2 separate regions of the Homo sapiens genome follow, and region 1 is linked to region 2. The links are chromatin contacts, found by Hi-C or POLR2A ChIA-PET in ENCODE. All regions are on one chromosome and are shown on one strand. Each heading gives the region's core, a stretch centred on a gene start or an enhancer-like site at or near the end of the contact. The rest is flanking DNA. Distances are from core to core; before and after follow the strand shown.

The links. Hi-C counts contacts between places; a loop is a spot of excess contacts on that map. ChIA-PET counts read pairs that join two places held with the same protein, here RNA polymerase II (POLR2A). Pooled maps may share reads with other maps.
Region 1: a map of naive thymus-derived CD4-positive, alpha-beta T cell shows a loop between it and region 2 (2.3-fold over the local background). The contact joins the promoter of DDX41 here to the enhancer-like site in region 2. A Hi-C loop is called at or near these places in 34 of 168 maps with a recorded cell type or tissue (B cell, CD4-positive, alpha-beta T cell, CD8-positive, alpha-beta T cell and 20 more), 25 of 37 single-sample maps with no recorded cell type and 34 of 50 pooled maps. POLR2A ChIA-PET finds 5 or more read pairs at or near these places in 21 of 52 experiments (B cell, CD4-positive, alpha-beta T cell, CD4-positive, alpha-beta memory T cell and 16 more).

What each region holds. Positions count from the first base shown.
Region 1 is chr5:177,514,880-177,520,052 of GRCh38, forward strand. It overlaps DDX41 (DEAD-box helicase 41), which reads right to left and starts at 2,082. Exons shown (of 17, transcript NM_016222.4): 1 at 2,040-2,082; 2 at 1,846-1,956; 3 at 1,409-1,568; 4 at 1,240-1,314; 5 at 1,050-1,110; 6 at 806-942; 7 at 307-379; 8 at 37-190. The coding sequence starts at 2,066. FAM193B (family with sequence similarity 193 member B) reads right to left here. Exons shown (of 9, transcript NM_001190946.3): 9 at 4,910-5,173. RefSeq lists enhancers at 1,324-2,148, 2,177-2,446.
Region 2 is chr5:177,451,921-177,457,394 of GRCh38, forward strand. It overlaps PRR7 (proline rich 7, synaptic), which reads left to right. Exons shown (of 4, transcript NM_030567.5): 2 at 2,036-2,120; 3 at 2,909-3,574; 4 at 3,804-4,366. The coding sequence starts at 3,148. The coding sequence ends at 4,201. It overlaps DBN1 (drebrin 1), which reads right to left. Exons shown (of 15, transcript NM_001363541.2): 15 at 4,690-5,474. Among named protein-coding and RNA genes, the nearest start is that of PRR7-AS1, 6.7 kb to the left of the region's middle. RefSeq lists silencers at 2,545-3,154, 2,604-2,835, 3,345-3,894, 3,985-4,124, 4,495-4,694 and 1 more and enhancers at 2,440-3,140, 3,388-3,682, 5,247-5,474. Within about 2 kb of position 3,896, at least 39 of the 41 ENCODE cell types and tissues checked have a DNase peak (open chromatin) inside an H3K27ac peak, as active enhancers do; they include B cell, CD4-positive, alpha-beta T cell, CD8-positive, alpha-beta T cell and 12 more, where a contact is called at or near this core.

The sequences.
Region 1 (5,173 bases), core at 832-3,331, 61 kb after region 2:
AATCTCTGGCCTGCCCTCCAGGCCAGCCTATCTTACCGAGGGGCAGATGATGAGTCCATAGGGCCCCTCGCGCTTTGAGAAGGGTAACCTCTTCTCTTGTTCCAGGCAGAACATGATGACGGGCAACGTGAACACCAGTGTCTTGCCTGAACCCGTGAAAGCGATGCCTATCATGTCACGGCCAGATAGACTGTTGGGAGAGGATGACCCGAGGGCCAATTTCAACAGAAGATGAAGGACACCTAGCCATTGCTCCTCCCTGTTCCAGCCCTCCTCAAGGACCCCAGGTCCACAGTCCACACTCACATGGTGGGGATGCCCTGGATCTGAATGGGTGTTGGGTGGTGAATGCCTTTCTTCTTCAGGCCTCTCAGGATGGCTATGAAAACCAACCGACATCGTCTTCATGACTCACAGGTACTTTCTCAGAGCCCCAAAGCCTGTAAAACTGGCACTACCCCTACAAGTTGCAGATGATGAAACTGAGGCTCAGAGAGAGAGAGAGAGAGTGGAAAAAAAAAAAGAAAAAAAGAGACTTGTCCAAGGCCCACAGGCTAGGTGCAGCCAGGATTTGTACCCAGTGTCTATGCCCAATGGCACTTTCCTCCTGAAGCTTTGTAACAGCAGAGAACAATGAACACGTACAGCTGAGGCAACAAGGAACCTAAAGAAACTCCTCCTCAAATCCCTCCAGCCCCAGTGACTGGATCCAATGCAGATGTGGCTGAGCTCAGTGGGAGCCAGGACATAACCTCACAGGCATTTGATTATAAAAGTGTGGTATCTCTCTCCAGCCCCTGACTACCTGCAGGAAACTTCATTTCCTTGAAGCTCTTGATGGGTGGTGGGATACCGTCTCCCTCCACCAGGATGTGGTATTTCTTCCGCACGCGCTCATGTCGCTCTTCAGACATGCTCAGAACATAACGGGGTGGAGTCCAGCTGTGGATGGGTAACAGGGATCAAGAGAGCCCTGGGAATAGCTGGCCTGGGAGCATCCCTGCATGTACCATCCTAAGCAAGGGCAACTGCAGACTGTACAGACATACCTGGTTTTGATGGGGTCATCATACGTAATGCCCTTAGCCATCTCCTTCACTGACATCAATGCTGAAGAGAGAGACATGGCTCAGGGCTGGCTCCTGCTTCTGAGAAGCCAGATCCCTTGAGATATAACATGCCTGGGGCTGGGAGGAGAAGACTCAGTCCACCTTCTCACTATCCTGGCTACAACCATACCTCGGCCCTCGGCAACACTCTCCAGGATCTTCTCTTCTTCCTTCAGCTGCTTCTCCTTGGCAGACTCTTTGCGCGCTGAGAAAAGAAGTGGAAGATGTCAGACAGATACCAAAACGGTGTACCAGGCTCAGCTTCTTCTTTCTCGCCCAGGCAGTGCTGCCCAGCCCACCTTCAGCCTTCTCTTTAAGGTGCTGGTGCTGATCCAGGAGGCTGACGTTGGACTGAGGGCCTAGCGGGATGTCGTCCTCATCTCCCCGGGGTTCACTACCGCTGTCCTGCTGCTCTTCCTCCGCAGCTCCCTTGCGTCTTCGCTGCAGCAGCTTCTGGAGCTGAGGTTCCACCCGGGATCCACAGATAGGATGGGCATGGAGTCCACAAGGTCAGCGTCAGGATCCTGGCTTTGGGGCGAGGATCCTGTGCCCGAGGCGCAAAGCTGCCCTACCCCTCAGATCAAGCCGTCGGTCCCTCGTTTGTCTGGGGGCCGCGCCCTGGTGTACTGAAGCTCACTCCTCAGACTGCCCTCCTCCCCACGGAGGCCGAGGCCACGCCCGCCCCCTGCGACCCCGCGGTCACGGCCCCATCCCTCCCCGGACGCGTGCCCCTCACCAGTAGCTGCCGGCGCTGCCGTAACGGCACATAGGGCACGTAGTCCTCGTCGTCCTCATCTTCCGCCTCGGAGCGGCTTCCTCCGGCAGGCACCTCGTCGGTGCGAGCCCGCTGCAAGCACACGCCAGTCAGGCACGGCCTGCTCCCCTCTTCACGCCCGCTCCCACACGCGCGGGGTCTCGCCTCTCTCCTACCTTCCGTTCGGGTTCCGACTCCTCCATTCTTTGCTGCACGCATGCGCGCCACGGCGAAACCCCGCCTCATCCTTGCGTGAGACCCAATCCGATGTGAAGAGGCGAACGACGGCGCGTAGGAACGACCTCGGAGTTCCGGATCGCGCAGAGGGACAAATTTGTTCCGGAGATACTATCGCACGGCGAGGCATGGACGCTTTCATGGGTGGTTACGCGACAGTTGCCAGGACCGAGGGCGAAACCGGCTGCAAGGCATTGTGGGACATTGGAGGACTTGGAATATGCGCTAGAAGGCTCAATCCAAGCCCATTGGAAGAGGAAGACGTACGCAGCGGAGACAGCTGATCCGGAGTCGGGGCGGCCTGCCAGGTGCCCAACCTCTCCCAGAGCATGGCGTCTTGGGCACGCCCCTGCCGGCGGACAGTGCGTCCTCTAGGGCCGGGAGCTGCGGGCCGAGTTCGCGTGGGCCCTGCGCTTTCATCCCTGCCGGGGACGCCGGGGTTGCGGGATAAACCGCTCGACACACCCTGCCTCCCTGACTGCGCCTGTGTGACACATACGTTCACTGGTGGGGCACGCATCAGATACGGATGGCAGTGGTTTTGAAGTGGGAGGCCCTGTATAAATGTAAACGGTTATTACTGTAAATGCTCTAACAGAGCTGCCTGGGGGGCGCTTCCAGGGAAGCGTGGCAATCTCAGGCCGGGAGAGGAGAGGCGTCCTGGGCCAGGGCGCTGCAGGAATACAGGTCTGGCGATGTGCAAGTACACAGATTCACCAGGCAACAGCATTGCGGCAAGGGTGGGATGGGGAAGCCAGACCTAAGGCCAGAAAAGGAGATTGCGACCAGAGCATGCCTGCTGTGACTGTCAGAGTAAGTGGTTTCAACTTTATTAGAGACTTCTAAGGAATGACTTGGTCAGCTCTGTGCTTTCTTGCCTTCAAGAGTGTGTGCTGGGCGCTGGCACTGCGCTCAAGCAGATGATAATCAAGACACATACCTGGTGTGCGAGGAGCTTATGTAGATTGAGACTAGAAATATAGACAGATAACTGGTCTTAAAGAGAAAGATCCTAAGACAAGGTACCGCTTTTCGAAGTGTCATAGTTTTCACAGTACAATGGCCTCTTAGCTGGGATGTGAAGGATACACAGGAATTCATGAAGTCTTCTTTAGTAAAGAAAGCTTAGGCTGGGCACAGTGGCTCATTCCTGTAATCCCAGCTCTCTGGGAGGCCAAGGCAGGAGGATCGCTTGAAGCCAGGAGTTCAAGACCAGCTTGGACAACATAGCAAGACCCCATCTCTATAAAAAAAATAAGCTGGTGCTTACTGCCAGTCCCATGGTGGGTCTCAACCTGGGAGGGATGGAGGAGGACATGGTTTCTGGTCCTGCTCACAACACCCAAATACATGGCAATCTCAGGCCGGGAGAGGAGAGGCGTCCTGGGCCAGGGCGCTGCAGGAATACAGGTCTGGCGATGTGCAAGTACACAGATTCACTAGGCAACAGCATTGCGGCAAGGGTGGGATGGGGAAGCCAGACCTAAGGCCAGAAAAGGAGATTGCGACCAGAGCATGCCTGCTGTGACTGTCAGAGTAAGTGGTTTCAACTTTATTAGAGACTTCTAAGGAATGACTTGGTCAGCTCTGTGCTTTCTTGCCTTCAAGAGTGTGTGCTGGGCGCTGGCACTGCGCTCAAGCAGATGATAATCAAGACACATACCTGGTGTGCGAGGAGCTTATGTAGATTGAGACTAGAAATATAGACAGATAACTGGTCTTAAAGAGAAAGATCCTAAGACAAGGTACCGCTTTTCGAAGTGTCATAGTTTTCACAGTACAATGGCCTCTTAGCTGGGATGTGAAGGATACACAGGAATTCATGAAGTCTTCTTTAGTAAAGAAAGCTTAGGCTGGGCACAGTGGCTCATTCCTGTAATCCCAGCTCTCTGGGAGGCCAAGGCAGGAGGATCGCTTGAAGCCAGGAGTTCAAGACCAGCTTGGACAACATAGCAAGACCCCATCTCTATAAAAAAAATAAGCTGGTGCTTACTGCCAGTCCCATGGTGGGTCTCAACCTGGGAGGGATGGAGGACATGGTTTCTGGTCCTGCTCACAACACCCAAATACATGGCTCTTAGTGACCCTGTTAGCTCCCCACATAACCTCGAGTTGGTTTTAGGAGCGAAAACTAAATTTGGGGCATGGAGTTTGGACACAAGTGTGTCAGGGGCATTTTGGGAAAACTCATTGTATTAAAATCCAAATTTACAAACCAGATCCATTTCGGGGGATGAGGTAGTTTGCTTGACTTTACAGAAGAGTTCATTATCCTCTTAACTCTCAAGCCCTCAGCTACATGTCCCACCCCCACTGGAAAATCAGATCTAATTTATAAAAAACTCAATTTACCCCCAACTTCCCCTGACTGTGAAGTCAGTGTGAGGGGCCTCGATGGCCCAGGCTACAGATCCATGAAGGCCTCAGGGTCTTTCCTAGACCTCTTCTCACATCCAGATGCACAGAGACCATCTTCAACCCCTCCAACTCACCCATCTTGCAAAGAGGGAAACAGGAAAGAGTGGGGAAGGGGCTGCCCCAGGCTCACATACCAGAGACCTCCCAAAAGGAGAAAAGGGCACAGATGCCATAATCATACCAGTCTGCGCTCAATGCTAATCAGCCAGACTAAGTTGAGCTGAGTCACTTTCCTATCGGCTTTAGTTTCCTCACCTGTAAAATGGGACAATAGCACCAAACTGCTGATGCATGGTGCATGCTAGGGTTAGTGACTAAGGGAGAGCCCATGCTTCTGAGCACACCCTCAACTCCCTCCCCGCCCAGACCCACAAATCACCAACATGCCAACTCTGTGTCCAAATGTTGCTTTATCTTTCGGCACGAAAGATCTTCACAGTATCAAAAGTAAAGAATTGGAAAAAAACAAAATAAAAACAAAAACAAAAAAACCAAACACAAAGAGAGCAGTGTTGGGCCAGCAGTACCATCAGCCCTGGCCCTTAGGCCAGCCCAGTCCACGGGCTCTGAGTGTGGAGGCTGCGTAGCACCAGGAAGCGGCTCTGCTGAGGTCAAGGGGCCCCAGCACAGTGTGGCATCCGTTCAGCTTTTGGTT
Region 2 (5,474 bases), core at 2,646-5,145:
GTACCTCCACACCCTTTGCATGATTAGCTTCATCTTCACCGATGAGGAAACAGAGGCAACTTGGAGGTTAAGAAACTCACCAAGGGTCTCGCTTTCATCCCCCTGCCGTGCTCCCAGTGAGTGTGTGGCCCGAGAAAACATGCAGAGCGATATGGTTCAAAAGCACTACAGATAAATCAAGATGCAACCCTAAAACATGTTCAAATAACCTTCAAGAAAGTAAGAAAAGAGAAACAGGAAACAGAACGTGAGTAATCAAATGGCAGACTTCGGTCCATCTGCAGGGCATCGCTCCGAGCACCTGAATGTGTTGGGTAGGTAGGAGGAGGCACGTATTGGCTACTACCAGTCTGGAGCAGTGTGGGCAGTGGAGGGAGTGGCTGGGAGCAGCAGGCTGCAGGCAGGCTCTGAGTCTGAAAGGCTCCCAGACAAGGGCAAGAGCTCACATAGTAAAGGAGCAGTAAGGGGGCATGGTTTTTTCGGGAGGCTTTGCCAAGTCTGGCCTGGTCAGGTAGAGCATTTTGAAAGGTCTGAATGAACCTCTGATGTTTATGTATTGAGCACCTATGGTCGGTTAGATGAGAGTCTACTGAGCACCTGGGAGGGAGGCTTCAGACAGGATTCCAGTCCCGTGGGCCTGCTGTGGCACTGCCGAGAAGACAGCGTTCAGTGTCAAATCCCTACCCACTCCACCTGGGGGTGGAGCCAGGTTGGGGCCAGGGGGCTAGTTATGTGACCTTAAGCAAGAGCCTTCCTCTCTTTGGCCCAAAGTTGCCTAGTTTATAAAATGCAGCTATGACGGCACCCAGCAGGTCCTGGGCGTGGCCTGCCCTGTATGGCCTAATGCCCCACCTGCTGAGCTGGGCGCCCTCAGGGCACAGAGGGCCCTCTCTTTTGTCTCTTGCTAACCTGGCGCTGCCATTACATCTCCCCTTCATCCTGTAGCTCTTTCTCACACTGCTATTCCACAGCAGAGTCGGGCTGGTGATCAGGCATGCCAGGGCCCTGGTGGGAAGGGATGGGAATGCATTTTGGCTGCTAGCTGGCTTGTCTGCCCAGTGCCCCCATGGCTGCCACTTACATCTGGCACAGAGTTTGGATTCAGACTCAGGCTAAATCCTAGCTCCTCCCCTTCTGAGCTGTGTGACCTGGGGCAAGTCATTCCCCTCTCTGAGCCTATCTCCCTGTCTATCAAATGGGCACAACCACCACAGACAAGGTGGTGTTGAAGAGAGGATTCTGCGTGGTCCTTGAAAGATATTTCTAATTCAGCTAAACCCCATCACCTCCAGCCCCAGAGTTACCTTTTCTGACCCAGAGCTGTTCCTGCCTGGCAGACCGGGGGACCTCTAGTTAGTGCCAGTTTCCTCAGAGCATTCCTGATGGCTCAGGAAAAGAATAACAGATGTAATTAACTCCCAGTGACTGGCAGCATCGTGTTTTTATCTGGGCTGCGTCACCATGGCAGCCTCATGGCAGGGTTGTCGAGGGGGCGGGCAGAGCTATGGTTCCTGCCATTGTCTGTTCTGGAACGCAGGCCCAGGAGAAGGGGACTGGCAAGGGCACCAAGTGGCACGTGGCTGAAGGCAGCCATGGAGTCAGACAGGAGCCATCTGGGGAGAAGTGTGGGGTGGCCATGGCCTGGCTTCCCCCCAGCCTGGGGCTCAGGCTCCCTGTGGCTCTCGAAGCAGTGTGTGTGTGCCTCGGGCACGCGGAGGGTAGGGTCCGTGGGGCTCCTGGAAGAGGCCCACAAAGTAGCCCAGGCAGCGCTACCCCCCACCCCACTCAGGCTAGAGTTTTGTGGCCAGGCCTGGGTTCAAATTATGGTGCTACCACCTGCCATCTACACAGCCAGTTGTTCCCCCAACTCCTCGTCTGTAAAATAGGAATCATTCCAGTTACCCCAAAGGCTTTCGTTCAAACCTGTGTGTATAAGGCATTCAGGAAAGGCTCAGTTCTGTTCTGTGGGGGCGGTGAGCAGTCACCTGCCACCCTTCACTCTCAGAGTCAGGGCTCCCTCCTACCTCCCTCTTAGGGTGCAAGGTTCCCCCTCTCACCCGCAGCTGTGGAGAGGAGGAAGCGGAACTAGAGATGCCCATCTGGAGTGAGTGCAGGACCAGGTGGGTACGAAAGACTAGCTTCCAACCCTCATCTAGTTTTCCTCCCCTCCGCGAGAGGGAAAGGGAGACGGCGGCCTGAAGACAGAGGCAGAGCCAAGTGGGGCTGTGCAAGGGCAGGAGGCGGGGAAGCGGAGTTGGAGCAGGCAGGGCGCCTGGAGGAAAGGAAGAGAGTGTGGCCCACGCCCGGCGCGGCGCGCTAGGCTCAGACAAAGGCAGGGCCGGTGGCACGCATTACCAGTCGGAGCCACCCGCCTGAGCCCCCCTACGGGAGCGGCGGGAGACCCGGAGGGCGCGGTGCGGAGCCAGTTGTTCCGGGCTTTGGGCAGCCAGGGGCTGCCAGGCGTCTGTACAGGGCGTCGGGTGGCTGTCTGTGGGGCTCTAGGAGATGTACCACCCTTTCCCCGCCGCACAGCAACGGCGCCGAGACGCCTCTTCAGGGACCTGGTGCGCACAGGCTCCTGAAACCCTTTGGCCCCGGGACTGCGGATGGCGAATCTCTCGTTCGGACTCAGAGCTGGAGTCCGTCCTTCGCGCGCCCCCTGCTGGCCCGCCTCGGCTCCCCTCGGCGCCCGGGCTCCGCGGCGGCGGCCGGGGCTCAGATCGGGGAAACCCTACCGGGGAAACCTCGAGGCGTGACGTCACCCTCCTCGGTGACGTCACCGGGCCCCCGGGGAGCGCGAGGTTCCCACGGAGGAGGCTTTCCCCGGACTGCGCAGGGCGCGGGCGGGGGCCGGGAAGTCGTTGGGGGCCGCGGCGCGCCTTCACTGCGCCCCGTGTCTGCCCTACAGGTCCCGCGCGGCCCCGGGTGAGGCACGCCCGCGCGCCCGCCGGCGCCATGGGAAGGAGCGGGCGCCGCTGCTGTCCCCCGCCGGCGCGCGCACGACTTGAGACCTGCCACGGGCAGCCCCCGGCCGCGGGTCCCCGAGTGACGCTGGCGGCACCTGAGAGTGTGGCGCGGGCCCGGGGCCACGCAGCGGAGCCCAGTGTCCAGTGAAGCGTCTGAGGACCCGCCGCCCGTGCCGCCGCCATGGTGATGTCCCAGGGCACCTACACGTTCCTCACGTGCTTCGCCGGCTTCTGGCTCATCTGGGGTCTCATCGTCCTGCTCTGCTGCTTCTGCAGCTTCCTGCGCCGCCGCCTCAAACGGCGCCAGGAGGAGCGACTGCGCGAGCAGAACCTGCGCGCCCTAGAGCTGGAGCCCCTCGAACTCGAGGGCAGTCTGGCCGGGAGCCCCCCGGGCCTGGCGCCGCCGCAGCCACCACCACACCGTAGCCGCCTGGAGGCGCCGGCTCACGCGCACTCGCATCCGCACGTGCACGTGCACCCGCTGCTGCACCACGGGCCCGCGCAGCCGCACGCGCACGCGCACCCACACCCGCACCACCACGCGCTCCCGCACCCGCCGCCTACGCACCTGTCGGTGCCGCCACGGCCCTGGAGCTACCCGCGCCAAGGTGAGTACCGACCTCCGCCAGGGGGCGATCCGGGCCGCCGGAAGTGGGCGGGCGTTGGAGGGCTCGCTGCTTACCCTCAGGGCTTCCATCCGCAGCCTCCGGGAGAACACGGGCGGCGGCGGGCTCGGGTTCGGGCTAGGGCTGGGGCGCGGGCGGCCCCTGGCCGGGGCCTCTGCGAGAGGCTGGGAACCGGCGGCCTCACCTCCTCCGACCGCCTCCCACTCCGCAGCGGAATCGGACATGTCCAAACCACCGTGTTACGAAGAGGCGGTGCTGATGGCAGAGCCGCCGCCGCCCTATAGCGAGGTGCTCACGGACACGCGCGGCCTCTACCGCAAGATCGTCACGCCCTTCCTGAGTCGCCGCGACAGCGCGGAGAAGCAGGAGCAGCCGCCTCCCAGCTACAAGCCGCTCTTCCTGGACCGGGGCTACACCTCGGCGCTGCACCTGCCCAGCGCCCCTCGGCCCGCGCCGCCCTGCCCAGCCCTCTGCCTGCAGGCCGACCGTGGCCGCCGGGTCTTCCCCAGCTGGACCGACTCAGAGCTCAGCAGCCGCGAGCCCCTGGAGCACGGAGCTTGGCGTCTGCCGGTCTCCATCCCCTTGTTCGGGAGGACTACAGCCGTATAGAGGGGCGCCCGGCGCCCCGGGCCCCACCGGCGGACTCCTGGCCTGACTGCGGGGCTTTTTAAATGCTTCCCTGGACTGCGGGGAGGGGCGGGGGGAGGGAGGGATTTCTTATCCCGTTTGTTACATTTTGAGGATAATAAAGGTGTGTGATCTGGTTTGGTACAAGCGGAGGGTGCACCGGCTGCTTTCGCCCAGGGTTCTGTGTGACCAGACAAGCCGGGGCCTTGGCGGGAAGGACCCTCAACGTGCGTTTCCGCCACAACAGAACCTAAGGGTACAGCACTAAGTCTAAGACCAACCCTTCTCCGGTGGTTGTAGGTGCCAAGCGGCTTCCCCTGGGAGCCTTAGCCCCTAGCACCGCCCCCCCACCCCGCCCCCGCCTGGCGGGCCTTGGAATTAGGGTGAGGACGCCCCCTGGTGGCAAGGAGGTGCTGCGGCCTCGGAGGTGGGAGGAGTTGGGAACCTGGGTCAGGGCAGGCGGCAGCCCGAAGGGATCTGGATTTCTTTATTAACAGACATGAGCACGACCCGTTACAGAAGTTTGTGCTTTCCAAAAAAAAAAAAAAAAAAAAAAAAAAAACAGTTACTAAACGTGAAAAAGGAACCCAAGCAAAGAGGAAGGAGTTGGGGAGGGGCCACCAAAGCCCCTGGGCCCCATCCATAGCCCTGACCTGAACCGCGCCTAGGGCCTCCAACCTGGGACCTGCCCGGCAGGAGACGGGGGGTAGCCGAGGGGCCCCAGCTGGGCCTGCTACTTCCTTTGGGCCAGACAGGAAGGGGTCAAAAGAAGGGCGGGGAGGGGGTCCCAGGGAGCCAGAGCCCACGAGCCATTTATTGCCATGTTTTAAAATTCGTGCAAAATATCTGAAGCCCTGGACAGAGAATACAAAGTGATATTTTCCCAAGAAACATAAAACTAGGAAAAGAGGTGGGGGACATTTTCCCACCAGAGCTCCCCCCACGCCAGGCCCCAAGCAGGGTGAGGCCTCCAACCCGGCCAGCTGAGCAGGGAGGACTAAGAGCTACAATCTGGACCAGGGAAGGAGGGGTGGAATTTGCAACAGCGTCTCAACTACCAACGAGAGGAAAGCCAGTCAACTGTACAAGTCTCCTATCAACTTTTTAAAAAAAGAGAAAAGCTGTAAAAGTCAGGCCCTGTGGGTAGGGAAGCGGCCAAGTCCCCAGCCAGGGCCGGAATCCGGAGTGGGTGCCAGGCGGAGCTGCTGCGAATGCAGGCACGGCGGGCCGTCTGGCCAGAGGCTGATGCAGGTGG